2 separate regions of the Mus musculus genome follow, and region 2 is linked to region 1. Evidence: chromatin loops called from intact Hi-C (ENCODE). Cell type or tissue: heart. All regions are shown on one strand. Links, peaks and the distances in the headings refer to the core of each region. The heading gives the core; the rest is flanking DNA. Region 1 overlaps 4921504E06Rik (RIKEN cDNA 4921504E06 gene). Region 2 has its middle 41 kb from the start of Gm24670.

Region 1 (15,464 bases), core at 3,226-11,225:
AACTCTGGTCCTCATGATTGAGCCACAAGTGGTCTTAACTCCTGAGCTGTACCTCCAGCTCTTATATTCCTTTTATTTGCTTCTCTTGTCTTATTATAGCTAGACTTCCAGTGCTAATTAAATATTAGTGGAGAAAGTAAGTACCCTGGTCTTGTTCCTGACTTTACTGAAAATGCTGTGTGCTTTTGCCACTTAAGATATTTTGATTATATTAAGGAGATCTGTTTAAATTGGTTTAATTTTTGGTCACATTTACCAGAATAAACTGGGTCTTCTCCTTCTTTTTTTTTTTTGCTCATTTGTGTATGTGTAGGGGGTGCCCATGTGGAGGTCAGAGATCCTCTCTGTTCATGGTTCAGATTCAGAGGCTCAAACACAGGTCTTCAGGGTTAGTAGAGTTCTTTTACCTTGGGAGCCATCTTGCCTGCTTTCTTTGGGTAATTTGGCTAAAAGTTTGTCCACCACGATTTTATTTTCAAAGAACCAACTCTGTTTGATTAATTCTTTGTATTGGTTTTGTTACTAGGTCATTAATTTCTGCCTTGATCTTAATAATTTCTCTCCAGCTACTGGCTTTTCCTAGGGCCCCTGGGCGGTTTAGGTCAGGCTGATCTACACAATGAGACTCTGTAATTTTATGTATTATTATGTCATATATATATATGTGTCTGTGTGTGTCTGTGTGTGTGTGTGTGTGTGTGTATGACTGGTATTATTTTAGTGCTATAAAAAAGGATTCATGTTTTAGTGACCACTTCATAGTAAATAGTTTGCTGAACATTTTGAATACATTTATATAACCTTCAAATCTATCCAAATCCCCAAATGGAAATCCTGTTTTCCCTGAGATACAAATTTCAGAAACTAAACTTGTCAAGGTTAATCTCGAATATCAGCTCAAACCATGGGTGGGGGTACAGTATGTAAGTTCAGTCCTTTCTGACTCTAACACTTATTTGTTGTTTACACACCATGCTAGAATCAGAATGATGGTTATGAGAGTAAAGGGTATTTTTAAAAAAAAAATAGTGTTTCATTTTTACCCTACACAGATATGGTCTAATTTATTTGATTTTTATAGATCAAGAATATAACCTTCTTTTTATAAGCCTATCCCATTCAAAACTACAAGGACTATGGGCTGGAAAGAGGCTCATGAGACTGGGTTTTGAGTCCCAGCACACTCATGGCAGCTCACAACCACCTGAAACTCCAATTCAATGGGCTCTGACACCCTCTTCCAGTCTCCCTAGGCACCAGACACACAAGTGGTACAATGAGACACAGATGTGCATGCAAGAAAGACACATTTAAAAAGATTAAAATTAAAAACAAAAATGCTAAAAGGGATTATAACAACACATGAATGCAAGTGGCTCTTACTCCTTTTGCAGTTTTAGGACTTCAGTTGATGTGTATAATGAGACTCTGTCAGATTATCTATATCTTATGCATAGCATCTTTTGCATTGCTCTTGGTTAAGAATGGATAAAAATTACATTTGCTACAATAGCTGCCATATAGAAGAAATTACGATAAGTGGAAATTCTCAAGAGGTTGATGTGTTGGAAGGTGAATTGTTGCTATGCCTTCTTCCCTGGGAAGTGTGGGCTGCATTCAGAAGTGTAGTGGTGCTTACTGCATTTATTTTTGTTTTGTAGGGAGAAGATATCATGAGAAAAAGCTTTCAACAGCAGCTATGTGATGCCATAGCTATTATCAAAGGAATGTACCAGGTGGGTGTCAGGTGTTGCCACGGACAAGGCAGACTCTGGCTCCTGAATGTGCCAGGAGTGGAGCTCACCTTGATTTCCCAGTCTGTACTTTTTAGCTTTGAAGGTATGTTTTCCAAAATCTCAAGTCATCTCAGAGAATTCTGGCTTAGGCTGTTCATGCTCACGTTAAATGTACCCAAAAATACCACCGCACAATGACAGCCAAACCTTTCTAGAAACTGGAAACTTGCATCTCATTTCCTGAGCACCTGGGCAAGTACCCAAATCATCCAAAGTTCCTTGGTGAAGAAGCAACTAAATAGAAGAAGGTCAGATATTCATAAGACAAGTGTTCAAAAGGTGTGTCATGAATACTAGTGACTGGCCTCTGGCCCTTGATAAAGTAACCTTCCGGATGAAGGATACGACTGTGTGCCAAATATGGTGCTTCATTCCTGCACGGAGTGGAAAAATACACACTTTCAAAGATGACTTTTAGACTCAGTAAGTACCTTATGCCTCACTGTTTTATTTACATCTACAATCTCATCTTGCATTTCAATATACTTCAGTGAATAATTATTTATACTAATAATTATTATACTAATGGATGATTGGCTCACTGATCATGTCTGTTTGCATGGCATTTGGCACATCTGTATTTAACTGTGTAACTACATATTCTGTGATAGAAGATAAGGATGATGGCTCTCTCACTGGTGTGGCCATTCTCTCCTTGTAGCTCTGTGCATGACTTATCATTAACCATCAGTCAGTAATCATGAGTGGATATCTGTGGCTGTTGGTGTTGCTTGCTTTTCAATCATTCTCACCAGCTGCACATCCTCTCCTCCTCTTTAAACTCACGGAAGCATTTGCACTTTTATAGAATCTGAAAACATTATTTCTACCCTAGCTTTCTTTGTAGCAATGATGCAGACACCAGAATTCAGGTCTGGTCAATAGCATCACCAGATGAGCTGCTGATGCGATATTAAATCAATCTGCTCTAAAGTCTCTGTAAGTGCTTGTGCCTCCTCTACACCCACCCAATTGGTTTGAATTCACGGATGAAAGACACACATTCACACGCGTGTGCATGCGCAACCATCTATTTTAACACACCCTTAGCAGCTCAATGGCTGAGTCATTCTTACTAACCCAGACCCAGTCATGTTCCCCAATCATGGATCCTCAGACAAGGTCAGAGAAGGGGATGCCCAAAGCCCTGCTAGTAAAGGGAGTCCTTCATTTTGTGCCAAGCTCAGATGAGCTATCAGGTCATGGTAGACTTCAACTTTAATTAGCAGAGTTTTCCCACAAGCTACCATGAGTTAAAACCCTATGGAACAGAGACAAAGACCACTCTGCCATTGATGACATTATTCCCTAAGCCAGAATGTCAATCCTCATTGTAAGTAGCAGTCTTTTATGTCACTATCTGTTAGAAAGTGTGTTATGCCATTAACTGATAAATAGAAATAGACCTGGATCCTTATATTCACAGTAACATGCAATTTCTTGATTGTATTTGTCAGATAGATTACTTTTCTGATTGTTTTCTACTTACATGGATTAGTTAAGAGTCAACAAACTGAATGTTTTAGAGAAAGTACTATGGAAGTAAACTGCCTGGGTTCAAATCCTGGCTTTACCGCTTAATTGCTATGTGACTTTAGGTAAAGTACTTAAACAGTTTGCTTCTGTTCTCTCTGCTGTAAAATGAGACTAATGATGGTCCGTACCAGCTAGACCAACATGCTCCAAGAGTAACACAGATTGAACTTTACAAGGCATTTAGAATAGTACCCAGACCATAGTGGGTAAAATCTAAGTGTAAAGTAGGTCGTTGCACATACTCATAGTCCTCCTGTCTTAGTGATGCTGTGTTTCTCTGTCTATCATGATCCTATATTAGCATTTGGGCTCACAGCCTTCTGCCTGCTGACCAAGTACAAGATGAAATGCCTTCATAACCTCCATAGCCACTATTCATATTTGTTATGTTGAATCATGAAATTCCCATTCTGGGAGTCAAAAATCAAATAACTTTCACACAATAAATAGTGTAAATAATCTTAATTATTTTGATACATCTAAAGCAAAGCAAGAAAGAAATTGCACAGGAAATGTATCTTTAAGTAAATAAAATCTTGGCATACAGTATCTTCAAATGAATGCTCTCTGGTATGATACGCCAGATACTGACATTGTGAAGGAAGATGAGGTAGGCGTAAGCAGAGAGGGAGACCATAAATAAATCACAAAATATAAGTGTGCAGAGATAAACATATATAGTAGGATTTATGGGACTATCACAAATGAACAGCTATTTCTGCTGCTAACTTTGTGAAGACATCCCTGAGTAGGTAATACCTGTGCTGGGTATAAAATTAAGGGACTTAGTGAACAAATCCTTTCATGATGTCTCCCTCTGAAGGTTGCACCTGTCCTCCTTTGTCCAATGTCTTATTTGAAATAGTTACAGAAATAGCTCAGACTTGGTGGGCAAGAAATCTAATGGGAGTCTGGGCAGACAGTTATGCAAGCATATATTAGAATATTTTTTTGTTGGCAAGCAAAAGAAATCTAACTTATTTGTATTAGTCCCTTCCTCAAGCCAGTCTAGAACCACACCCAACCCAAGACATAATGTTAAGGAGAGGCCAACCCAGAAGGAGGAGTGCTGGTTAGGCAAAAATAGTTGAGCAAAATTGTTCCCCACATCTAATAGCATGTGAAGAAGATGGGACATGATCAGAGATCCATGTCTGTTTTATGTGTGCACTTATTTATGCCTATGCAAAAACCAGAGAAGGATGTGAAGAGTTCTACTTTCATCATCTTCTGCTTAATCACTCGGGAAAACTAAAATTTGACATTTTTTTTCAGCTCTGTTGGCTGACCAGCAGGCCCTAGAAATCTGTCTGTGCCCACATGGTGGAGTCAGAGATACATACACTGGGCCAGGCTTTTACATGGGTGCTACAGATCTGACCTCAGGTCCTCGTGCTTGCTCAGCTCTTAAAAGAGTTGTCTCCAGCTCTCAGATCACCTTTTTATTATGCATTAGTACATTTACATACACTTATAGTTTGTCCTTCATACTTTACAAATCTTCCATGTTTGAGGGTCTGGCAAGTATTGGCTCTCACAAGAACTAGATGGTACATGCTTTTGAACTTTATAATTTTTAACTATGAATTTCTGCTCTTCTGAGAGTCCTTTGAACCCTGGGATTGAGGGAGGTTTCTTCAGAGAATGTTTGCATTTGCTTCTGTGAGACTCTGGTTCTGTGCTGAATGAATGGAATCCTCGGCTGGAGTGTGTTTTAGACGACACAGGTGTGTGAGCGTCAGGAGAAAGTGACTCAGAAGGCATTTGTTTTTGTTTTTGATTTTTCTTTCCTTGCCATTTTTATTCTTACAGCCAGTTTCCATGCAGGTACTGGAAGTGTGGGGTGGGTAAAGAGTTCAAGGTGGGTATTTTCTACAGTGAAAGGCCACCCATGCCCCTGAGTTGTCCCACCTTTAATAGGACACTCTTACAAAGACTCCTTGTCTTTTCTCTATGGTCGGTAGGGAGCTGGAACCCGATGCCATAGAATTCTCCTCCAGGACCTGAAAGATAGTGTAATGGGGATAATGTACATGTCTGAGAACCTAAGTGGAGATCCCAGCACTTCTGTAAGAAGTTCAGAGTAGCTGTGAGCCCTTCTGTAGTTGAAAGTAGAGAAAGGAAGACTGCTGAGGCTCCTGGGTCACCAGGTTCAATAAGAGACTCTCTCAAACTGAGAAAGCAGAGAGTGACAGAGTAGAACCCAGAATACTCTTCTTTGGCATCTGCATGGGACCTGTGTGCACTCTCTCCCAACCCCTGACATAAACACTGGTGTGCACCACTCCTACCCCACACCAATATGCACCCACCTACACATACCAATGTGCAATACACACACACACACACACACACACACACACACACACACACACACACCAGTGTGCACCCACACACATACACACTAGCATGCACTTAAAAACACACATCAACACACCTCCCCCACACACACATAATAGTGTGCATCCCCTCACAAACACCAGTGTGCACTTTCACTCACACACACCAGTATGCACCACCACACACACCAATGTGCAACCCACACTTACACCAGCGAGCACTTAAGCACACACATCAGTGCACCTCCCCACACACCCATAACTGTGCGTCCTCCCACAAACACTACTGTGCACCCACATACATACACACCATTTTACACACACACCAATGTGCAATACATACCAGTGTGCACCCACCCCCCCAACCCCCCCCACACACACACAAGAATTCTCTGGAATTTTTGTTTATAGTAAGAGTAATTCAAACATTTATGGTTTATTAGAACAGGTATTAATTATCATTCATGTCTTCTTCTAATATACATCAAATGTTCAAAAATACGACAGAATAATGACCATTGCTTTTCATAAGTACAATTTCTATTTCTGGGAGTGGAAAAAGGAAGTAGCTAAATTCTGCCTGTTACCAACTTTTCATAAACATGTGCTAGTTCACCATATTTAACTAAACCACATTAGTTGTGGTTAGGTGCTTTATCAGATGAAAACATTTCTTTATATTAGGTTAAGATAAAGTCATTATTTGAATCTTCTCTTGGGCTTGTTAGCTTTGATTTGACTCATGACCTCACAAGCCTTGTTATTCCTGGCCACCTACTTTGCTCAGGCTTAGTCATATGGAAACAGGTGAGCCTTGACATTTTAACCACCTACAAGAGTAACCAGCTCTTTGCTGCCCCCTAGAGACCAGTTAAGGGTGTCGTTACTTCTCCCAGCTCATGGTTCTAAACTTAACTTTTAATTTGTGTGAGATATTATGTTGTTTTATTGGCAAAAAGAAAACTTTAAACATTCATATCATACTTATATTTTTCTTTCAGGAAGGTATTATTTTGCTGTAGTTCTGGTAAAAAAATGAAACCACTCTCAGTTTTTCACATGGGAATTTAATACAAGAACTTAGGTATTTAGACAACTTGTAGAACAGAGGGATAAGGGAATGCCATCGCCAGCTTTCAAACTAATAAGCATCATATTAGAATGCCATTTACTGGATATTTTCCTTTTGCCATGACTTGTGATATGTCCTTCATTGATAACTTAGACTCCCTTCAAGTCTAGATATTTTGTGGCCCTATATGAAAACTATATTTAAACAACAAAAACTAGTCTGGTGTGGTAGCACAGCCTTTGATCTCAGACTTGAGAGGCAGAGGTTTGCAATCTCTATGAATTTGAATCCAGACAGGTATACACAGCTAGTTCTAGGCCAGACAGGTCTTCTCAAACTAACAAATGAAACAGTCTATTTACCCTTTGGAATTATAGTGCTTTTTAAACTAATACTGTATGTGTGCATGTGCCTTTGAGTGTGTGTGTGTGTGTGTGTGTGTGTGTGTGTGTGTGTGCTGGGATGCAATCCAAGACCTTACAGCTAGGCAAGTGATCTAGCAAGTTTGTTTTATTTTTTTCTTCTTTATGATTTTTATAGCTTTTTCATCCTTTCTAATAAAATAAAATAATTTGGGAGTGGTCATTCCATCATCAACAAACTTCCTGTTTTTCACTTTTATTGAAGTTTCATGGTTCAGAAATGTATTCATGAATTGTGGAGGTTTAACCATTATAGTTTACATATAAAAATTCAATCTTGAGTTATTGATTCTGTTCTGTCTTCTATATTTCAAAAAGGTTTTATTATTTTATTTATAGAAGTTGTAGATACTTTATACAGCCAAGTTTTTTCCCTGAGTGTTATAGTTTATTTCTTTAGAAGATGTGATCTCTTCTGTCAAATTTTTCAACTTACTATTCATGTATATTGAAAGCATAGGTATATTGTATTGAAATCACTTAGCAACTCTATTGAAATGCAGTTTGCATAGCATAAAATGTACCCATTGAAAGTGTACAAGTTGAGGTTGCTGTGAAGCCAGCACAATTTACTTTAGAACATTTCCCTACATCTTTAATCTATTAGCTCTACTTCTAGGTGTTTCCTTGTCTTGTCAAGGGGAAGGGAATTCCTCCATTTCCCAAGGAGGCTCAGTGGGGCTGAGCTCCCTGCTTTCTGATAGATTTGCTTTGTGTTTCTTTTGCCTTCTTATTCTATAGGGTCACTAATCCCAGGTCTGCCATTGTCTATGCAGTGTTTCATACATGTAGGACTGTCTGAGCCCCTGGCACGAGATAGAAGCCCAGTACCCCTCCCTGCTTCTGTCATTCCAAAACTTCATTCTTTTGTTTGTTTGTTTGTTTGTTTGTTTGTTTTTTGTTTTTTGAACAGGGTTTCTCTGTGTATCCTTGGCTGTCCTGGAACTCACTTTGTAGACCAGGCTGGCCTCGAACTCAGCAATCTGCCTGTCTCTGCCTCCCAAGTGCTGGGATTAAAGGTGTGTGCCACCACGCCTGGCCAAAACTTCATTCTTTAACACTATCAAGCGGTTTGCCGTCGTCTGCCCTCCTCTGCACACCTCAGGTTATTCGTCACCTCCCTGGGAGCCTCCCACATTGAGCCTCTTCTCTATTTCTGACACATTCGGGTCTATAGTTTTCTTACTGAACTTGTATGTTTTGTCTGTTATTGAAAGTGGAACATTTGGCCGAGGGTGTAGTTCAGGAGTGGATGCTTGCCTAGGATGTGTGAAGTCCTAGGTTCAATGCCAAGGACTGACAAAAAAAAATTAATGGGCTACCAAAACCCCACACACTTTTCATATTGCTATTTCTGTCTTAAATTGGTAATATCTATTTTATATTTTTCAATGCTGAGTGTTTATAAGTTTACAACTGTTACATTCTTTATAAAAATTGATTCTTTTATTATTATGTAGTGACCTCTCTCTCTCGTGAGAACAACTGAATCCAAGTTTGTTTTATCTGAAATTAGTGTATTTGTCCTCATTCTCTTTGGTCTACAAATTGCGGGGAAATCTTGTGTTACCTTTAAACCTTTGACTCCTGAGTATCCTTAAAGCAAGCTTGGATCTTGTTTCTCTGTGATTCGGTTACTGACTTACCTTTGGTGAAATATTTTAATTCATTTACACCTTAAAGTAATTGCTGGAGGGCAAGAGCTTACTATTGCCATTTTATTGATTATTCTGGTTTGTATTCCTTTTATTCCCTTCTTGCTTTCTTGTTGTCTTACCACAATTTTTTCGGATCCTTTGTAATAGCATGCTTTGTTTTGTTTCTCTTTATCATTGTGTACTGTAGTGGTCTAAATAGACCACCTTGTGGTGCCTAACCTTACTGCAATTTGATATGCCAAGTTTGATTGATATCCATGGGAGAGATGCTTTTTTCTGAAGAGAAATGGAGGAAGAATGGTTGGGGTTTGAAGAGAGGTAGAGTGGAAGGGAGGAAGGGAGGGAGGGAGGGAGGGAGGGAGGGAGGGAGGGAGGGAGGGAGAGAGAGAAAACTGCATTCAGGATGTAATATATGAGAGAAGAATAAATAAAAATATATATACTTAAGATTGCTTTTAACCATGAAAACTGAAATAGAAGGGGAGAAATCATTTAAACATGAAATTGATGTATAAAAGGGAGGCAAAATTGAAAAATGCTGAGCCTAGCTATATAAAAATTAAAACTCCATTCGTGGCAAACCATGGTGACACATGCCTGTAATCCCAGCATTTGGGATTCTGCAACAGGAGAATTGTTATGACTTTGTGGTCAGTCCTTGTGACTTCCATTCAGCCCGGGCTATAGTTTAAAACCCTGTCGCAACAACAACACCATCAACAACAACAGCAACAGCAGCAACAACAACAATACATACACACACAAGAAAAGAAAGAAAAAAGCAAAAGCTAGGAGAAGGAGGAAGAAATGGAAGGAAGGAGGAAGGGAGAGAAGGATATAGCTTAATTTCAATGACATACAACTCTGTACACATTGATATTTTCCTCTGTTTAATGTTTTATACTATCATTGATCCATTAACTACTTATTGTAGCTATAGTTACTTTTAGTATTTTTGACTGAATACTACAGGCAAATCTGTGTCCTTCTAGACTCCTGAGGATTCAGAGCTGCCCTGAATCCTGGCTTTTGTGGGGCTGAAGCTGCGTTTCAGGGCTTCCCTGGAATAGGAAATTGAACAAGCCCCTTTAGGAGGCCTGTGTGAGTGTCTCCTAATGGGTGTCTGGATGTACATGGCTACTGTTACACTGGGGCTGGGGTAAGAAGGCAGTGCTACACACCATCTACAATGAGGCATGAATCAGTAAACCCTCCCCTGAAGGCATGGAGACACAAACCTCCCTGCAGGTCCCTTGGGGGATTGTCACTGCTAGAGGACAGCCAGGGTTGTTCCAGGGAATCTCAGAGTTTTCTATATGGCTGAGAACAGTGGCTTGACTGAAGGGCATCGACTAGTGCGATTCCTGCTAAATTCCTGGGAAGGTGAGACTGCTCACAGCTGAGATCTGCATTAGATGGGTTTCAAGGCCAGTTCAGAGTCTGCTACCATAATAGGCCTGTGGACCTGACTATACCAGAGACTATAGGCGGGCATGTCTCCTCTTGAATTCATTAGCAGCTGGTATCTGTGGTGGGACCAAATGTTTATTGATAAGTCCACAGTGTAGAGAGTCCATTTATGACTGTCATCAGAACTGTTATGGTAGAGCCTAGCACTCGGTACAGACTTACCCTCCCAAAACCATCATTTCTGAGGTCAACAAGAGTTATGTACCTTCTAGCTGGGTAGGCCCTTTTGTTGGTAAATGGCTACCAAATTCTTGTGGCTGTGGGAGGAATGCCTGGAGGAATCCTGTATTCTGTGGGAAACCTCCTATTTAGTCATCTTCCTCTTCTTCACCATTACTTGTGTGGCAGATAAAATTTGAACAACATGCCACTCTTTGCATTTTACCAGATAACATGGTACTATATTGCTTTATTGTGCATTTTAATTTAGAATGATTTGCCAAGAAATTTGGGCAAATTACAAAAAATAAAATAGTTTTACAAGGAAAAGAATAAAATTGAACATATTCCCAGGGGGTCCTTGAATGTGTCATTCGGAGAAGCAAAGAGGTGAGAATAAAAACCCAGTGCACATTGACTTTCTCGACCTGAATCAGACTTCAGGGAGTCCAACAACAGGAAGTTTATTTCCAGTGTATTTAAGCCCAGTACAATTTGGGGGGAAAAAAAAAAGAGTTTTCTGGTGTAATACAATCCCCAGTGCATAAGGAAGCATATTTACATTGAAACTCAACTCAGGGTGCATGTTGTTTCTTCTAAGACAACGAGTTCTAGAGCTACGCTACCTGTACTAGCTTAAGGGCCTGAGAGTCTGGCCTGGTTTCGGTTTTACAGATGCCATAGAGGTCATGTGGGTTATTAGCCACCTCTGGTTCTGGTTGTAGGAGCTTGATATGGCCTGGCCCAACAGACATCATAGATCACCAGACAGTTAATCATTACCAATTCTTAACTTTCTAGATGAAGACAATCGTGTGTGCTTAACATTCCTGGTTTCTCTGGAAATCATGGGTTCAAGGTCCTTCATGGTCTGCTCTCAACAAGTTTCTTGCCAGATTTGTGATGTTTCTCTCTTCTCTCCAGAAATACTTCGAAATAGAAGATGAAAAAGCTGCCCTGCAAGATGCAGATGATGTCAAATTGAATGTTTTGAGGAGAAAACTGAAAGAGAAAGAAGAAATTATTAAGAATTTAAAGAATGAATTAGAACTATATGAAGAGTTTGGATTTAAAAAAGTTGTAAGTTTCATTTATTTCATAAAAAATTAATTACAATTGATGTTAATCCATCTAAGTAGGATCACGGAGAGCAATAATCCTGGTTAAAAATTGGTAAGAACTGGGCTGAGGAGAAGATGTAAAATGTAGCAACGAGGACCTGCATTCAGTCCCAGCACTCACATGAAAGCTAGGCATGGTGGTGTGTCCCTGTGATCACAGCGTGTGTGTGGGGAGGGGCTGAGATGAGAGAATTCCTCGGGCTCACTGGCCATCACTGGACAAACCCGTGACTTTCAGGTTCAGGGAAAGATTCTATCTCAAAAAAAAAAAATATCACCTTCTGGCTTTGGCTTCCACAGCCCCTGTGCACAGGTACAGGAACCCACACATACCGGTAAACATATAAACATATGCACACATGTAAACACACTGACTCAGAAGGGAAGAAGGAGCAAAGGTGATTCAGTGTCTCTTGGCAATCTCTCCACACGGTAAGCCAACCCAGGATGTCATTACTCCATGGCACACTCCAGAAAGTCCATAGTAATTATAAAGAGGAGCACTATAATTGTCTTCAAATTTTATCTTATAATAGAAATGAAATAACCCTCCAGCCAGTGCCAAAAAAAAAAAAAACCTTTCCATTCTAGAGAATAACAATATGTGTTTTATTGTAATTTCTAAGACTCTCATCCCCTTTGCAGTCAGGATAGCTGAAGGGGAACAAAGCAAATTTCCACAGGTCAGAGGCTTCCGAAAAGCCAACTGGGGTGGAACAGAACTGAGGTAGTACAGAAAAGATGGGAAATTATGGGGAAGTGAGAAGAACTGGGAGTCTGGAATCAGGCAGAACCCAGAATTCTTATGCAATTTAGTAATACTTCTTATAAAGACTGCGGATAAGATTTTTTTTCTTGAGAGTCTGTCTCAGGGGCTGAAGGGATAGCTCAAGGTTTAAGAGTGATGGCTGCTCTTCCAGGGGGCCTGCATTCTGTGCCTATCGCCATGTTGAGTTACTCACAAACCAGCTGTAACTCCAGCAGCAGGAGATTCAATGCCTTCTGGTCTCCAAAAACACAAATGTACACACACATGCATGTGTGCATGAGCACACGCAGACACAGACACACACAGACACATACATAAAAACAACACATGGGCTGGAGAGATGGCTCAGCCGTTAAAGGCTAGGCTCACAACCAAAAAACACACACATACAGACACACACACACACACACAGACATACACACAGACATACAACAGACACACAGACACACAGGCCTGGGAGTATATGCACTCTTAGTTGCACTCTTCTCTAAGAGTCTAACAAACAAGACTGAATTACACTGAAGAAATTCTCACTTCTAGAGTTTTAACTTATCAATTGTAATCCTGTTCAATATGTCTCAAGAACTACCTTGTGGTCGTATGCACTTTCCTTAGCAACCATTTGAAGAGAAAGAACCCACAAAATCAAATGTGCCACAATCACATATGACAATTACTGTCACAGCAGCTCATAGCCACACCAATGTCTCTTACTCTTTCCTTAAGTTATTCTTTCTGTTAGAACTCCCATGCTTAAATGCATGGTAAACTTTTTCTTTGAATGAGCTCTAAGTCTGCTGCAAATGAGTTCATTTTGAAAATCTTTTCTGTGGCATAAGTCAAGGTCTGCCTTTACATAGTGGATGTCCCTAAAAGACAAGGAAAGTCATCAGGACGTTGCCCTTGGTGGTGTGGAACTGTCTTTACACCCATCGCAGCTGACAGAATGACTTTTAAATCAATGAGGAGAAGGAAAAAATATATGTCAGATTTCCCTACTGATGGGTCTTCCTAGCCAGGCACTACCTTCTGCTGAGACCCAGAGCCAGTGGGGACAACTGGGAAGTGCAAGACCGCAGAAAGGAGAGACTGAAGTTCTTTCTGCAAGAACTCGCCAGAAACACGGGTTCTTTCTCATCTCTCAATGGCTCCGCGTGGAAAACAGTTTACTAAATTCTCTAGGAACAAACTTACCTGCTGTAGCTTCCCATCTGAAGTTTCAGTGTAGAGAGCCGCCCCCTCTAGTGGCTAAAAATCCCCCTGAGACATCACACAATGCTAACCTGCAAATGGATTCAAAGGGCAGAACCATAGAGAGATAGTTAAGGTGTCAAGGGGAGGGTCAGCAAATGGCTCCGCAGATAAAAGTTCTTGTAACACAAGCACTGTGAGTTCCATCCCTAAAAAAAACTTAGAGGTGAGAGAACAGATGCCACAAAGCTGTTTGCCCTGCACACACATGCCATTTCACTCATGCCCCGCCCTTAACACACACACACACACACACACACACATACACACACACACACACACACACACACACACACACACACACGTTACGAGTGATTAAATATTTAGGAGAAATATCAAGAGGAACACTTTGAAAACATTCGAAAATAAGCTGACTTTGCTTAGTCAACATAAAACTGAATGATCCTTCTGATAAGCAAATCTCATTAGTACCTTATTTATGTCAATAAATGGTCAAACTCTCCCCCCTGGCTTGGTTCTGAGGGATATCTGACGAGACTGGCTAGAAAAAGACAAGTTCATTCAACAAGTAGTCCAAGTCGCTTGTGTGGCCAGTGGCAGGCAAAGAGTGAGTCTCTCCAAATGGCAGAAGCTTGTGGTCCAGATGATATCCTTAATGCCACTTTACCTGGCAGCAACTTCATTCCAGTTTTTATTCTGTGGGAAATCAATGTGACTTAGATGCAGACTTTTGCGGGTTCTGGTTTGCCATGCTGTCTGTTGAATACTCTCTGTGAGAATTGTAAAAAAAAAAAAAAAAAAAAAAAAAAAATGACCCCCTTAGAATATGTTTGTGTGTCTGTATATACCATGCATGTGTGTATATATATGTGCCTGTGTGCACATACACAGTTACCTGCCTGTGCATACCACATATTGACTTTAATTTCATCTGGGTTTCTTTATTGGATTGTTTTTTTTCATTTTTCCTTCTAACCCCAATTATGGCCAGGCTGCACAACCATCATCTACCCACCCTCCACTGATGAACAGATCTGCTTGTTGCTAACAACACTAAAACAGAGCTATCATTCAAGAATGGCTACTCTGCAGGACTGCGCTGTCCTAGGGTGCCACTTTCCTGGTTGTCACTCAATGGGGAAGCACCTGCTCTTCTATGTGGCTGTCAAGGGCACGCATCAGAATCCTGCCTCCTCACCCCTTCCTCCCCCACCATCTACAAATTGAGATGTCCAAGTGCCATCCATGTAGTCTGCAGAATTGAGATGCTAACATCACAAAAGAGAACTGCCAAGAAGGCACATGGAGAGATCTGGGCAAGGAACTTCTCAGACCCTGGTTCATATGCATCACCTGCAAAGATTGTTCATATACAGACTCACATAGGAGGTCTGGGCTGGAGCCTGAGGTGCCATGTCTCCAGCAAGTTGTTCAGTGATGCCTAGGCACTTGGTCAAGAGCACACGGAGAGCTCTGCATTGTCCTGCTTTGGGAGGCACTTCTTCCCAGATTCAGCTTAGAGTTCTGAGACCTGGAATCAGACATATTGTAACCCTTATGCCCAAGAGAATTTGCATATCCCACCTATTAAAAGGCTCATTTTCATAAAATTATGGAGAACTGAAAGTGGGAAGTTAACTGTTGGGATTTAAAATTCCAGAATGATTGTAAATGACACTGTCCTGGCTTGTACTATTTTTTAGCACCCAGCTAAGTTTATTTTAGTGGTCTCTACTTTCTAAACCTCATTTTATGAACACAGTTTATTGTTAAGGAGATTCATGGTTTAAGCAAGACAGAGCTAGCAATGTAGGGCAGATGGCAGAAGGAACATCGCCACAAAACTTGCCACTTGAGTGTGAGGGAGGAAAGCCGCAGCCGGGAGGAAGGCTTTGTCCCCTTTGCTAATG
Region 2 (15,464 bases), core at 2,533-10,532, 210 kb before region 1:
ATAAAATGAAAATAAAGCTAAAATAAAAAAGAGAATAAGAAGCAAGCAAAAATGAACAACAAAATGAGGATCTATGGGAAGAGAAAAGGCAAGCATAAGAGAAAAGAGAGACAGAGAGGATTCAAATTCAATCCTTGTAAGTAACAGATCAAAACCCCTAATGTCTGCCAAGTTGTCCTGCCCTAATTGTATTCCTTCGTTATAAAACTAAGTGAGTCGTAAGATTTCACAATTATAGTCCAGCTGTGAATTTGAGCCAATTTATAAACAAGATTTCAGAAAGAATAGGTAGCTATACTCTATTTCCAAATACCACATGATTAAGGCCAGACTTCAGAAGAGGCTTGGCTGAGCTCATGGCCCTAATATCATCACTTAGCCATTACAGTTCTTGGGCTAATTATCTTTCCATAACTAAAGTCCCACACCTCTAAAGAGGATATATGAATAATAAAATGACCATTGGGCCCCAGTAAGAATGAAAAGAGGTCACACGCATGAATTGCTTCCAGAAGTGTGTGGTTACAGTAAAGATTTCATTCTGCAAACCTTAAAACACACAGATCTACTTTTACAGTTAAATCTTCACTCTCCCTTCTTGGAGAACTCTACGGTTACAGTCAAATCCCAAAGAATCTCAGCCTGCAATGAAATATCGTCAGCTTCAGCCCTGCCCTCAGCTTCTCCTACACCCAACTTTCCTTCTTCAATAGGACAGGACATGTTTGTATTTACTACAGGGGAGATGTGTGGGTTGAGGAGTCAGGGCAGTAAAGGGGGAAAGCAAGAACATCCTGTCAGAAGGCAGCAGTGAAGCAAAAAGAGCTGTGCCAGGCTGGGAAAGCTAAGGATCTCTGAGGTACGCGCCTCCTATACCCCCGCCCCACCTCTGCACGTATGTGCATGTCTTGGGATTCCGTCTTAGCTACAGACCTATGATCAGCCCCACGGATGCTTAGCCAGAGGGCACAGTGAGCAGGATGAGGTGTCGTGTTAGCCTACTTTCCCTCACCATAACAAAATACTTGAGGTAATGAACCTACACAGAGGAAAGATTGATGTGGTCCTCTGTATGGAAGGGCTCCACTTATTATCGGTTGGCCTTATTACTTTGGGCTTGTTGGGAGGGAAGCATATTATTCACCTTGAGGGGAGCCAGAGCGAAATCATCGACCTCATGACTGGGGAACAAAAAGAAAAGGGAAGGTGCCCTCTGTGGGCACACTTGTGCTGCCCTCTGTGGCACACTTGTGCTGCCCTCTGTGGCACACTTGTGCTGCCCTCTGTGGCACACTTGTGGTGGTATACGGATGTCTTACCAGAACCCCTCTTTCAAGGTCCCACTACCTCCCAATAGGATGAACCTAGAGAACAAGCCTTCAACACATGGGCCTTTGACAGACATTCAAAATTCAAACTACAGCAGGTACCAAATTCTATCTGGGACCAGGAAGGATTCAAATGATATGGTCAGCCCTATAACTGGTCAGCCAGTTCAGTGTGGTCTTATTTAACCTGTAATAATACTGACTATATTTAAACTATTGAAAACTTTAGGCCTTCATCTATCGAGTTATAATAGGCCTTTCCTGGATTTCACCTGTCCTCAGAAAAATGGTTCTAAGTTGATGAGCAACCTCTTAAACCTATGTTGCTGTAGGTTCTGTATACTCTCCCTCCAGCTGGATTTTAATTTCCCAGAGAGCAAGTATGGTATGACTTTTCCTGGAAAGACATGAAAAATATCCATTCACCCAATATTGACACCAACAAGAGATAAATGACTCCACCCAAGTCTAGTTTAGTGGACTGGTAAGGTTCTTGGAAGGTGATTACGTGAAAGAGGGTGACACAGAGGCAGCTGCATCCCCAGAGCTGCCTCCAGTGCAGGCAGCTGAGCTGGCCAGAGCCTCCTCTCCCCAGCAGTTATTACTGGAGATATAATTGGGATGGGGGTGGGGTTGGGGGGGAGCCATGCTTATGCTTACAAACCAGAGGTCCCCAAGTCTTGCACATCTGATTTTCTTCCTGAATCTTATGTACCTTCCAGCTTGTCTTCTGGAAGGAATATTTCAATTTAGAGGAAATAGCTACACAAGAGCAGGTCTTATTGTTATCAAGCTAAAGAAAAACATTTCCCTCTATACCCAACACAGTGTGGTAAGAAATAGAAGCGCTAAAGCATGTGATCCTGTGCCCTTAATCCCAGCAAAGGCTGGTAGGTCTCTGTGAGTTTGATGCTACCCTGGTCTACATAGTGAGTTCCAGACAGTCAGGGCTATACAGTAAAACCCTGTGTCGGAGGGAGGAAGGGAAGACAGAAGCCATGGTAACACAAGAAGGGGACTCAAGCAGAAGGGATTTAGTTTCATATACTACATGACCACCACATCCCCATCAGCTCTTACCCATCTTCCCTTTCAAATAAAGCACTGTGCCTTTAACATCTCTTAATAGATTTTTTTTTTTAGCAACACCTGACTTGGTGTCAAATACACCTGTTTACAACCTCTGACAAGGACAGGATGACAGGTATGGTTTTTGCCCCTTCACCTTCACCTCAGTGGAGGTTAAAACCCAGAGTTTTGCCAATGGGTGATTCACTTAGGTAGGTAGGAAGCCCCAGAAAATGGGAGCAGAGTAGCCCTTAAGACTAACTTACTTAGCCCACAAAAAGTCAAATGCTGTTTTGTTAGCTGACTGCAGTGTGTTGAAGGATAAAGAGAATAAATAGACAAAACTCAGGAAACACCTGAGAGCAGCTGTGGTTCAGGTAGAAATATAAACATGCAAACAGCATCCACTGTTTGCCAGGTCCTTGCAGACGACCCCACACCCTACTTCGCTTTTTCTCCTAGAGAGAGCTTTTCCAGCTCTTTTGATGATGAAAGTCTTCCAGGGCACATGCCAGCATCTGTTACAGCTGCTTGAGGGCTAACAACTCAGAGAAGTCTCCAGCCAGGTTTGATACCGTAAGAATGAAATGGTTGCTTCCCCCCTCCCATGGGTTGTGCAGGAACAGGCTGAGAATGGTGGGAGGCCCCATCTCAATAACACAGCTCTCTTCTTCATCCTCATTTCTTTTAGAACTGATGCTGCCCAGGCTGAGAACTCCTGGCAGAGTGATCAGTGACAGTTTCTGGTGGCTTTATTCGTCCTTAAACTTAGCACTTGAATCAAGGCTGCATGTGACTGTTTACTGCCTATCTGGGTGCCTGCTTTGAGCTTCAGGGCATCTATAGCATTGGAATCAATACACAGTGGCAAACTAACCTGAGGACCTCTGTCCAGCAGGAGGTTAGAAACAACTTCTGGGTTAAGGTGCAAGGCCAAGCTGGGAGATGACAATGTCCACAGAAGAAACCTGCCCACTGAAGTAAGGTGGATGACAGCAGTCTTGTCTACAGTGCAGAAAGGCAGGAAGAAAATGGCTACAGGGTCTGATGGGGTGGGAGGGAGTGACAAAGAGAAGCATGCATCTAAAGAACTCACAGCTTCTTTCTAAGGGAGAAGTCATGAAAAGTGTTTTAATAATAAAAATTTTAAAGATGCACTTATCTTTGAGTATGTTAGAGTTTTGCTTGCATGTATGCCTCTGTACCACATGCACACCCAGAGCCCAGAAGAGGATTCAGATTCTCTGGAACTGGGGCTACAGTTGGTTGGGAGCCACCATATGAGTTCTGAGAACTGAACTACAGTTCTCTGCAAAGAGTACCATGGACTCCTAATGGATGAGCCACCTTCCCAACCCCTAAGTTATATATTTTTTTAAAAGTTAACTTCACAAAGGGGAAGACACTAATGAAAGATGACTAGCTCCAGGCTGGGGAAGAACTGAGTGGCCATTCCAATAAGCCCCATTAAAAAATAATAATTATCATGGCAAAGAAGGTAGCAGTGAAATATGGAAGAAGGAGCTGTGTTTAAGAAATAATAGAGACAATGTAGACAGATCGGAGTAGCTAAGAAGACAGGAAATCAAATGTAGCCATGATTCACAAGTTTCAAGCCTAGCATAATAAAGTTATTCTGACACAGTGAAGAATTCAGGAAGGGGTTAGCTGTTAGGAACAATGGGCTCTGGATTTCCACACGTTCCAAAGATACCCAATACACAATTGTGTACACGCCTTGAGTTCAAGAGAGAGTTAGATACCAGATATATAAGTTTAGGAACTTGTGAGCACAAGAGCTGAAACCTCAGAGTATGCAAGCTTTCTCAAGGAGCCCAGGAGAAATCAAAGAGGTTGGGAAATCAAAACCAGATTCAACCTAGCTCGGGCTGCTATCTAACACTGTGCAATGTAACCCAGCTGGAACAAGAAGAGCCCAGATAGTTTTTATTTTGAGCTGATCTAATAAGCTATGAATATGGTGAGATAAGGATGGAAATGGCCAGGTCACCTTGATATCAAATATGGCTACATAGGATTAAAGTTTGTCTCCAGTTTTTCTTCAGTGGGGCTCCAATCCGGCTACTGATAGGGTTTGCACTCAACTACACAGCCATTATTAGGCATCCTGTTCTTCCCACTTGTGGAATTTAGACATCACATTACATTCACGTAAATGCTACTGATGAAAAGGACACTTAAAATACAGGTACGGACTAAAATGAGCATTTTTGAGTCAAAGGGTCTCTAAGATGGTTACACTTCTCTCAGGATCTTAGGAACATTCTATAAGATCTCTTACTTTGCTTTGACCAAAGTGGAGCCTTGGTTCTCCAAGTGATCATATTTCCGATGCTCAGAACTTTGGAAGTCAATCCTCTTCCCCTAGCTTTCCAGAGCGTTCTGAAGAAGTCCCTTGGCCAAGCTCAAACGGCATCTGTCTTACATTAATCAGGCCTCCTTAGGTGGCAAGTGATAAAGTTTAATTCAAATCATCTGAGTTTAGTTCAAACCATTTGTATGAATGAACCTTCACTTAGAGGCTCACTCCGTCCCAGACTCTACCTTCCTCTGCTCTTGGCTTACATCTCTCAGCCTGTGGAGTGGTTGCCTCAGCAACGCAGGAACCAGCCGTCTACACTTCACACAGTTCACATCTCTCAGGTTTAAACTCAGCCTTTTCTCACTCAGCACCGAAGAACAAAATAATAGAAATGCGTCCGACGGCCACAGCAGAGTTTCCCCTTCGCTGCTTAGGTCCCCACAAGTCTGCAGGCTTGATATGAGGGGGACTTGCGTTTTAGAGCTTCCTGCATTGTGATTCTGCTCAGGTGAAGCTCCAGCACTACCAAATCACTGAACGCCACTGGTTTCGCTTGGAAGGTTAGACTGCCCCTTCACCCCACCTTGTTGACAAGCCATGTCAAAGTTTTGTGTCTCTTGGGCTCGCACCACCCGGAGCTTCTGCAGAACACAGCTGCTTCAGGAACACCTGTGAATGCTCCTTGACTTCCGCTGGCCCGCCAAAACCACAAATGAGCTAGGGGAAAGTCAGAGTTCAGGCAGGCAGCAGCGTCCAAGCGAACACGGATTTTCACTGCTGGTTTACAAGGCTACAGAAGAGAGGTTGATGACTTCACAAAACACACATTTATCATATTTTTGTGCTAACTCTGACTTTCAGAAAACCCATTTAGAGACATATGGCAATTTCAGAAAGCAGGAAACCACAGAACCTGACATTCTTGGAGCTCTTTAAAAACTAACAAGACAGAGATGTGTGTGGATCCTGACAAGGAAGGTTAGAGGTGCTTCCTCATTTGGCCCTGCTGGATGTTATTGTACTAGAATGGAGCCAAAATGGAAACTTAGTTCCTGTAAACAGAATCTACAATCAGCCACGGTGTAACCTAGTTAGGGAGTGTTTCTAATGGACCCTTGAACAGATTGGTTGTTAGTCTTTGTCTCTTAAATAAGACATGAGACCGAGTAAGACATATTTGGAAAATACAACCATACCCAAGTCATACACGTCAAAGGCTACACTCAGAACTAACTGTGTGGTAATACGTGTTAATCACTTCTTTCACTAAAAGTTGTATAGCTGAGACTGAAGCAGTGGTTTATGGAGAAAGATGTCTGTCATTAAACCTGAGAAACTGAGTTTGATCCCTGGTACAAGGAGGGGACCAACTCCTGATCGCTACATGCTCAGTGTGTGATACCCACCCCCAAACACGTCCACCAACAAAATAAATAAAGTGCCTTGAAAAGTAGTTTATAGCTATTCCTTCTTTGTTCACATTGAAAGAGTCCCTTTCAACTGTAATTATTTTTTCATTTTTATTTTCTTGGTTATGTAGAACAAACTAAACAAAGAACGGTGTTTTGTAATATTTTTCAGTACTAAACTTTAACTAGTAAATAAATATTCATTCATAAACTGAACATATATAGTAGTTATGCTTTCTTTAAATTGGGGACTATTAGGCTCATTATTTTTCAGCAAGAGGAATTATATTTCATGTATATTACCACTAGGTGGCTCAAATAGCTAACACACCAGTTCCATATATTAGCAAGGGGAAAACCCTTAATGTTGAAAGATTTATCTTTTTCCATCGTCATATATTTTATACTTTAATTTTCTGCAAACTTTTATATTATTTATAGATTATTGCTATAATACTACACACGGTGACAATTACTTTAATGTAGGCCATCATCATGTGTGCCATTTTTATGAAGGAGAGGAGATTAATGGAGGAAATGAATGAGTTATGTTATAATTTGTCATAAAGATGCAATAATAAAATAAATTAAAATTTTACCGGATGGCTGCAAACAGTATTCAATGGAGTCTGACGAGTGTGAGCCTTCGGCTGTTTTTCATCCTAATGTATCCAGGCATTTCTAGAGATTGACTGCTTTATTTTCTGGCCGTTGTGATTATTTATGTCTCTTAGAGACAAGCGTTTCCCAGCTTTAGTGCAGGAACCTTGAGAATTCCCGCATTCCTCCTTAGAGAAACTTCCTGAGAGGCAGGACTCTAAGCATTCAGTGTCCATCACCGCAGACGATATGGGGCCCCCACTCTGACACATTCAACAACAGCAGGAAACGATGGGCTACTTCTCAACTCACACAAGTAGCTTATTTTTCACTTAGCTCAAGATAGTGTCAGGGTTGAAAGTGCTAAGCCTTTAGATTCTGTCCAAACCAAGAACACACAAATGACATAAGATAAGCTCTCAGACATTTCTAAAGCATGAAGAGCCAATGCCCCTCCCCCACCCACCCCAACCCCCGATCTTAGGAAGTCGTTCCATTGCCAACAGAAACTCTGCCTTTCTAGCTTAAAGTTTAGGGCCATGAAATCTTCAAGAAATCCCTTTCAAGGTGATAGGTTTACCCTCTATTGTCTGTCTTTGTCCTTACCAACAACCCCATCTTCCATGCTCAAAGTTATGCTCTTGGCTACATCCTGAGCAAGGAGTAAGAGCCCAACTGGGAGGAGCTTCAGGAGTGATTTTCCCAGCCATTATAATAGACATTTAAAGCATATATGTAGAATTTCCCTCTTTTTTTTTTATCTTTTTCTGGAATTTCTTAAAATATTTTCATTGTTGATAACTATTTGTCATTGGGAAGTCCATTAAGGAATCTGAGTTTGACTTAGAGAAAAGTATTGATTCTCCAGAGGGAGCCATGATTTGGTTTGAGCTGCAATAGCTACAGTACTGATATTTTTATATTCGTACTCAGGCCCCTGACATTTAAGTTTTATTTGACTACAGAGCTGTAAATACAACTGGAACCTGCTGTCACATGGCCCTTAAATGCCAGGACCTAATTAGCTCTCTGCAAGCCTAGCAGATACTCCTGGCCAACGCTCTGGCCAATTATCTTTTGAGAAAGCAGTATAATCTGCTCATTCCAAACTCTGGCAGGGAAAGGTTCTCACTAAACCATCAGAAAACTTGAAAACTCTCAAAATTATTTAAATGATAAACAGCACTCATTCTGCCGCTGGGTGTGGTTTCAGTGCAGGATATACCCAAATGCTCGTTAATGTCATACCTTACGAATCTACTGTTGTGTCTACCTGTCTACCTGTCTATCTGCCCTTAATGGCATTGGTGACAGTGTCTCTGCGAAGTATGGCAGTATATAGGGTCACATGGTACTGGAGAGGGACATGAGAGTTCTATGTTCGAATAGACAGGAAGCAGCTAAGACACACTTTCTACAACAAGGCCATACCCACTCCAACAAGACCAGATCTTCTAATAGTGCCACTCCCTATGGGCCTATAGGGGCCATTTGAAGTTGGCTTCTCAATTTTGTTTTTGTTTTTGTTTTTTTTTTTTTCAGGGAGACGGGGAGAGGGATACTTCCAAAAACCATTCAGCAAGTACACACCTTCAGTTCACTGTCCTCTCTTTGTATTTGTGTAGTAATGCTGGCCAGGAGCTGAGCACCTCCATACCTCCATCACCTAAGCAAGCAGGAATAGGACCCATGCATCCATGTCTGCAATGGGCCTACATATACAAGGCAGATGGTAGAGAGAGCTGCGTAAAAATTAGGACTGGTCTACCAAGAAATAGATGTCAGCTGGGCTGTGGGGGTCACTACTCTATATACCTCTGGGTGTTGACGGGGAACCCTAGAACCAGACTGGCTGGTGAAGAATCCATGTCCTGCCAGTTATTAGCTACACGATCTTAAGCCAGGTACTTGGCCTCTTATCAAGCAGCAATCAGTCAACAAATTGTTTAATTTTCTCCATCATAGGACTTTTTCTAAAACTCGGGGACATTATGTCAAACATTTATTATACTATTCTCAGGCCTGCACCATGTGGAAATGACAGCAGGGAACACAGAAGTGAGCAAGATAATGTCCTACTTGGAAAGCCCATAGAGCTCAGAAGAGCACATTGAAAATTCAGTGATAAGAAACAGATACAGTGAGTGTGATGGTTTGAAAGAAAATGGCCCCTATAGGCCCATAGGGAGTGGCACTATTAGAAGATCTGGTCTTGTTGGAGTGGGTATGGCCTTGTTGTAGAAAGTGTGTCTTAGCTGCTTCCTGTCTATTCGAACATAGAACTCTCATGTCCCTCTCCAGTACCATGTGACCCTATATACTGCCATACTTCGCACCATGATGATAATGGGATATTTGAAGGATAACTTCTGAACCTGTCAGCAATCCCCAATTGAATGCGCTTACCTTTACAAGGGTTTCTGTGATCATGTGATCTCTTTACAGTAATAGAAACCCCAACTAAGACAGCGAGTTTCATATGTGCTTTCACAAGTCCTGTACAATGCAGCAGTCATTCATATTTCATCTGGAAGAGGGAAGAGACCACAAGGCCACTTGGGGGTAGGGGATAGGGTGACTTGCTGTGAAGATGGTTTTAGTGGGAGGGAGATGGATGAGAGAGGATAGTGGGGGATGGAAATGACAGAATTCACTGTAAACATGATGAAACTGCCAGAGAACTTAAAAAGAGAGATGTGTTTCCTAAAACAATGATGTACCTAATTAAATATTCTTTAATAATGAACACATTGTATAAGACTATTCACATCCAAATGAAGCTGCTATAATTCTTCTGGATAATTACTCATTAATGATAAATGACAAAAGTAAGTAACAATGTGAACAATGCGAAAAATCCTACGTAAGAAAATAAGAGAAAATATAATCAACCATATCCTATCTACATCTAACATCTAAGTAACATCTAAGGTGACCCTGATGTATGTCTGCTAGAAGGGCCAAAGTTCAGACTGCTGACAGACAGCACTAAATGCTAGTTATCTCAGGGTTTCTGTTGCCTTGATGAAACACCAAAAGCAATTTGGAGAGTGTCGAAGGATTTTCTCTGCCCAATTACATTAGTGCAGAGATCTATGACTGGCAGGGAAATGGGAGGCAGAGCTAAGAGTTGTGAAGACAGGGAGCATTGGAGGGTAGGAGGAGAAGGAAGATGACTTTGGACGTGAACCCGTGTCATGTTTACCAGCCACAAGAAGTTGTGGTATCATAAGGTTGGATTAATTGGAATAAAGCTCTTATCATTATCAATTGGCTCTGAAATTATTATATTGGCACCTTGTAAATTGTGCTATTATTGATACATAAATCTGATTGGTTAATTAAGCTTTAAGAGCCTTGGTTTTACTGGGTTACTGGGTATTGTGATATGCAACTGGAAGGTTGGCAGTTCCATTTGACTACTGGAATGTGGGATCACCGACTACATGAGTTTATGACTGAGGAAGAACTAGTGGCATCAGGGACAAGCGAACAAGAGCTGGGAATGCTGCAATTGGGCGCAGCCGGACTATCTGGAGAGAGTTGCCAGTGGTGGCAGGAGCTCAGGGCGTGGTCCGGCCCCACGGAGATCTGGCAGGTTCATTTCTTTAATATTTCCCACAACAGGGCAGGCAGGAAGGGTTTATTTGGCTTTTATATTCTGAATCATAATCCATTAAAGGAAGCCAAGCCAGCAGCTCAAACTGGAGCAGAAAATTGGAGGCAGGAGCTGATGCAGACCACTCCAGACATCCCTGCGATCTTGCTTGTCCATTTTGTGATCACAGTGAGGCCATGGTGCAGTGCTTACCCTTCATGGCTTGCTCAGCCTGTTTCCTTGAAGCACCCAGGACCACCAACCCAGGGATGGCAGCACCCACAATGCCCTGTGCCACTCCACAGCAATCATGAATTAAGAAAACGTCCTTCTGGCTTGCCTACAGCCGGAGGTTATGAAGGCATTTTCTCAGTTGATGTTCCCTCCCCTCCCATGACTCTAACCTGTGCCAAATTCACCTGTAACTAGCTCAGCACACTGGTGAAAGTGCATAACAAGAGCTCTCCTCAGTGGCCACAGAACACAGAACCACTCATACCCTTTGTAAGGCAGATGGCAATTTCTTACAAAACTAAACCACAATGTGGTGGTTCATGCCTATAATCCCAGCACTCAGGAGACAGGGGCAGAGGCAGCTGATTATCTGTGTGTTTGAGCCTAGCCTGGTCTACAAAGAAAGTTCCAGGACAGCCAGGGCTGATACATAGATAAACCCTGTCTCAAAAAAAAGCCAAAAATAACAACAACAAAACAACAACAACAACAACAACAACAACAACAACAAAAGACCAATACTCAAAAAAAAAACTAAGGCAAGCAAGCAAGCAAGCATCTTCCTCAGTACTTACTCAAAGGAACAGAACAATCATGCCTACACAACTGCACACAGCTTTTTATAGCAATTTTATGCATAATCATTAAAACTTGTAAGTAATGGGATGTCCTTATGTGTGTATATTGACGAACTGTGGAATAGCTGAAGAATGGAATAATAATATTCAGCATTAAAAAGGAAAACAAGAAGACCTCTCAATCCATGTTTTAAACGTAAGAGGTAAAAGCATCTTACTACGTGAAACGAGCCAATCCAAGAGGCTGAACACTTTTCTAACTAAAATGTGGAAAGGGAAAGCGATCCATGAGGGGAAATGGATAGGCTAAGACAGGGAGTTTTAAGGAAGTAAAATTAAGGAAGTACAATTCTGTAATGATGGATAGATGTCATTAAGCACTTGTTCAATTTCATAGTGTGAAGAGGAAATTCCAGGGCTAGGATTGCTCGGTTGGTTAAGTCTGATTGGTGTCCAACCATGAGAAGTAGAGTTTGAATCCCAGAACATATGTAGCAAGCCAGGCACCTGCAAACACCTGTACTAGCAGCTCAGGGGAATCCAATGCCATCTTTTGGCCTCCATGTGTGGAAATGTGTATATGTGCACAAATGTGTGCATATATCCCCTTTACACACACACATTTATAAAGCAAACTCTAATATAACAATGTGACCCTATGGTGTAGGGTACTAGAAATTAAGAGGTCTATGAGAGAAATGTAATATCTCAGTCTCTGCTGCTCAATTTTCCTGTGACCTTAAAACTACTCTTCAGAAAGAATTCACATGCTCATGTATGGTCATGAGTTCATATATATGTGTATATGTATATAGTTATTGGGGTGTGTGTGTTATCGCTTTGCTATGAGATCTTCTTTTTCCTATCCTTTGTTTCTCCACCCTTGGGTTCATTCCCTATCATTAGATAAGAGAGAGAGAGAGAGAGAGAGAGAGAGAGAGAGAGATCCCTAAATTTAATTTCTTTTCTTTTGTTTCTTCTTTGAGAACAATGACTAACAAACCACAAACAGCCCCCATGAAGGACCAACAACGCCAACCCCACCTTTTGAGGCCCTAGCATTTACATCCTCTTTGAAAAGTTTCCAGAATTCCAAATGTCATATAATCGCAGAATCAACCTGCAACTGGCAAAACCATGCCTCTGCTAGAGCATCAGACAAATCATAGTCAGCTGTGGACAGTCTGAAGCAACCCCACAGCCCCATGCCTACGATTCAAGTAAAAGCACATTCTTATAATAATGTGTTTTTTAAAGAAACCAACATTCCATATTTGTCATTGTGTGTGTGTGTGTATTATGTGTATGTATGTATGTGTGTATGTGTGTATGTGTGTATGTGTGTATGTATGTATGTATGTATGTATGTGTATGTATGTATGTGTGTATGTATGTGTGTATGTATGTATGTGTGTATGTATGTATGTGTATGTATCTATAAATGTGTGTATATATGTATGTATATGTGTATATGTGTGTATGTATGTATGTGCATGTATGTGTATGTATGTGTATATGTATGCGTGTGTATGTATGTGTGTATGTATGTGTGTGTATGTATGTATGTGTGTATGTATGTATGTATGTATGTATGTATGTATGTATGTGTGTGTAAGCTTACGTTAATAGAGAAACAAATGCCATAGTACCCTAGACATCCCTGCAATCTTGCCTGTTAGCTTTGGGAACCGGGTGTTCTAAAGCTATCAGGTCGCAAAACAAATGTCATTGTGGAAACATCAGAAGTTTCCAATTCCCAGACCACACCCAGGATTCTGCTCTTTCCTGAAGAAAACATTCCCTTTTTTGCTCGGCAAACTAGGCACGGGCCCAACCTCAAAGCGCTTCCATAGCTTTGCCGCTAGAGGGAGCCACTGCTCCTCTCGCCCTCTTGGCCAGTTTGCTTTCCAAATCTGAGTCCCCAGCAATTTCACACACCCTTATTTTCACTTAGATTTTCCCCATTGTTAAAACAACGTAATCACAGCAAGATGAATTCTCTCTGAAAACCCAAAGACCGAATTACAGTAGACAACAGGTACAAATGATCTTTGCTCTAAAGAATCAGGGGGGGAACCATTATCAAGTTTATAGCTACTGATATTATCCTCACATCCTTTCAGAAATGGATTCATGGAGTCCAGGATGCTCTAACTCAAATTACGCCATGTTGGCATGTTGAATATTACAGGCTGAAGGGGTATGAGAGACGGTATTTGCAGGTGACTCTCTGGCTGTCCTTTATCCTTCTAGGTCCCAAAGAGTACATAGGGTGGGAAGGGTTTCCTCCCTCTACATCAGAAACATATTTCCCAGGGTAGGAGAGCAGCACCTCTCATGGGCACCTGCAGCTCGTAACATTCTGTTGATACTGTGGATCTGACATTTATGCTGAGCTGTGTGAGTGTGGGGTCAAAGCCGGAGCAACTCCTGTCCATGTCCCTGGTATCAAATTAATAACTAAACAAATATTTGGCATATTGTTTTCCATTTTTCCAGAACATTTGTAAAATAACCTAGATTAGATGTGAATAAGATAAACACCTATGAAGAAGATAAAAACTATAATGTAGAGGTGGGGACAGAGGAAGATTACAACCAAAACACTATCTCAAGACACGGACGGGCGTGGCTGGGCAGGGCAGGTTTGGAGCTGGAAGAACAAACTGTCCTGGAATTCACTATCAGTCCTAAAACAGCACGTCCTCAGTGACTGGCGATGTTCATCAGACCATCTCAGCTTCACAGAGGGGAATAAAAGCCCCGGGAGAGAAGAAACACTCTTCATTCTTTCAGCCATTAAGAAGAGAAAATTGTAAACCTAGTGAGACTGTAGATGATTTCAGCCCTAGCATAAACCTCAGCTGCCTACATGGCAGTAGCCACTTCAGGCCTCTCAGATCTAGAGTAGCCTTGTGGATGTCAGAAGAGGGGATTCTTAAAAATCAAGACCACCCTCAGGAATCATAAAAGAGGGTTACAGGATAAGTCCGGGGCAAAGCTTGCTGGTCCAGAGTGCACCATCAGCTAGAGATAAGTAACTAATGAAACCGTACCCCTTACACTGTCCCAGCCCACTGCGCTTAGGTGGGAGACATATGGAAGTCTGCAGCCAGAGAAAGAACAACTTTTGAGTGGACCTATTTTCTCAGAACCCTTTAGGGATTTTGAGGCCCAGACATCCCATCATGTCTTAGTGACTAGGTTTACAAACAGATGCAACCATGCAGATGTGCAAGACAGAGCAGACTCACAGAGAAAGGAGATGGTGGTAGTAGACTTTCTGTCCTATTGACCAAAACAACATGAACAACTTATTTTCCCTCATGATTTCAAAGTTCTCTATCCATTTTTCCGGCTTCATTGACTGTGGCAGATGAAGCATCAGATGCATGTCCCACTTCATGGTGGAAGGAAGAAGAGCAGGAAGGAAAGGAGAACCAGCTGTCTGAGGAGATGCCGCCATTAGGCCCTGGCTCCCAACGTTTCCTACCTAGTCTCCAGAGGGAACATTCAGCCATGAGCCTGTAGTGCACACTTCCCACCCAAATCATGACTGAACTAGTCAGCTTCATCTATCAACTTCACACGGCCCAGAGGCAGCTGAGAGAGTCGCAGTTGAGTGATTACCCACGTAAGATTGGTCACGTCTTTATGATATCATCTTGATTGGTGATTGATTTGGGAGGGCCCATCCCTTTATGGGTGGCAACATTGCTAGGTAGACCAGTCTGTGGGCTGTAGAACAAAGCTAACAGAGCTGTTGGCGAGATGGAGCAGCAGTTAAGATCACTGCTTGCTCTTTCAGAGGACCTAGGTTCAATTCCCAGTACTCATGAGACAGCTCACAGCTGTCAGTGACACTATTTCTGAGTAGTGCATTGCCCTCTTCTGGCCGCTGTGCGCACTAAAAACTAAAAAGAACTATAAATAAAAGACTATGTGCAACCAAATTAGCAACTGTAATTGCCATTAAAGTGACAATTTAAGCCCCACTTCTTAAAAGAGAAGAAAGCTGGAGCTTTGAGTGGCACAGCCGGCCAGTAGGCGACCCTTCATTTATTGCCCCAGGTTCCTGCCTCAAGTCCATGCCCTGACTACCCTCAATGGTGGATTCTGACCTGAAGTGTAAGACAGAATAAACGCTGTCCTCCCCAAATTGCTTTTGGTCATGGTGTTCATTAGAGCAACAGAAAGCAAAGTAGAACAATAACAGTGCCATCCAGCAGATACCCATCCATTACCCAACTGCCTGGCCACATGGCTTTTCTTACATGCTACTTCAACACCTATGCAAACACCTACAAATGCCCAAACTGTACAACA

Evidence for each region. A loop is a pair of places that touch in the nucleus more often than their neighbours do. Peaks named below come from ENCODE experiments on the same cell type or tissue, not always from the same donor. Only the 100,000 strongest peaks of a DNase experiment are listed, where the experiment ranks them.
Region 2: it touches region 1 in a loop (7-fold over the local background); 27 of 42 quality-filtered maps call a loop at or near these places.

Annotation. Positions count from the first base shown.
Region 1 is chr2:19,520,034-19,535,497 of GRCm38, reverse strand. 4921504E06Rik (RIKEN cDNA 4921504E06 gene) reads left to right here. Exons shown (of 17, transcript NM_027600.4): 4 at 1,662-1,736; 5 at 11,377-11,532. Among named protein-coding and RNA genes, the nearest start is that of 4921504E06Rik, 26 kb to the left of the region's middle. In heart, for the core only: a CTCF peak has its summit at 6,534 (motif pointing left); no DNase peak of the experiment used is centred there.
Region 2 is chr2:19,724,632-19,740,095 of GRCm38, reverse strand. No RefSeq gene overlaps it. Among named protein-coding and RNA genes, the nearest start is that of Gm24670, 41 kb to the right of the region's middle. In heart, for the core only: a CTCF peak has its summit at 6,431 (motif pointing right); no DNase peak of the experiment used is centred there.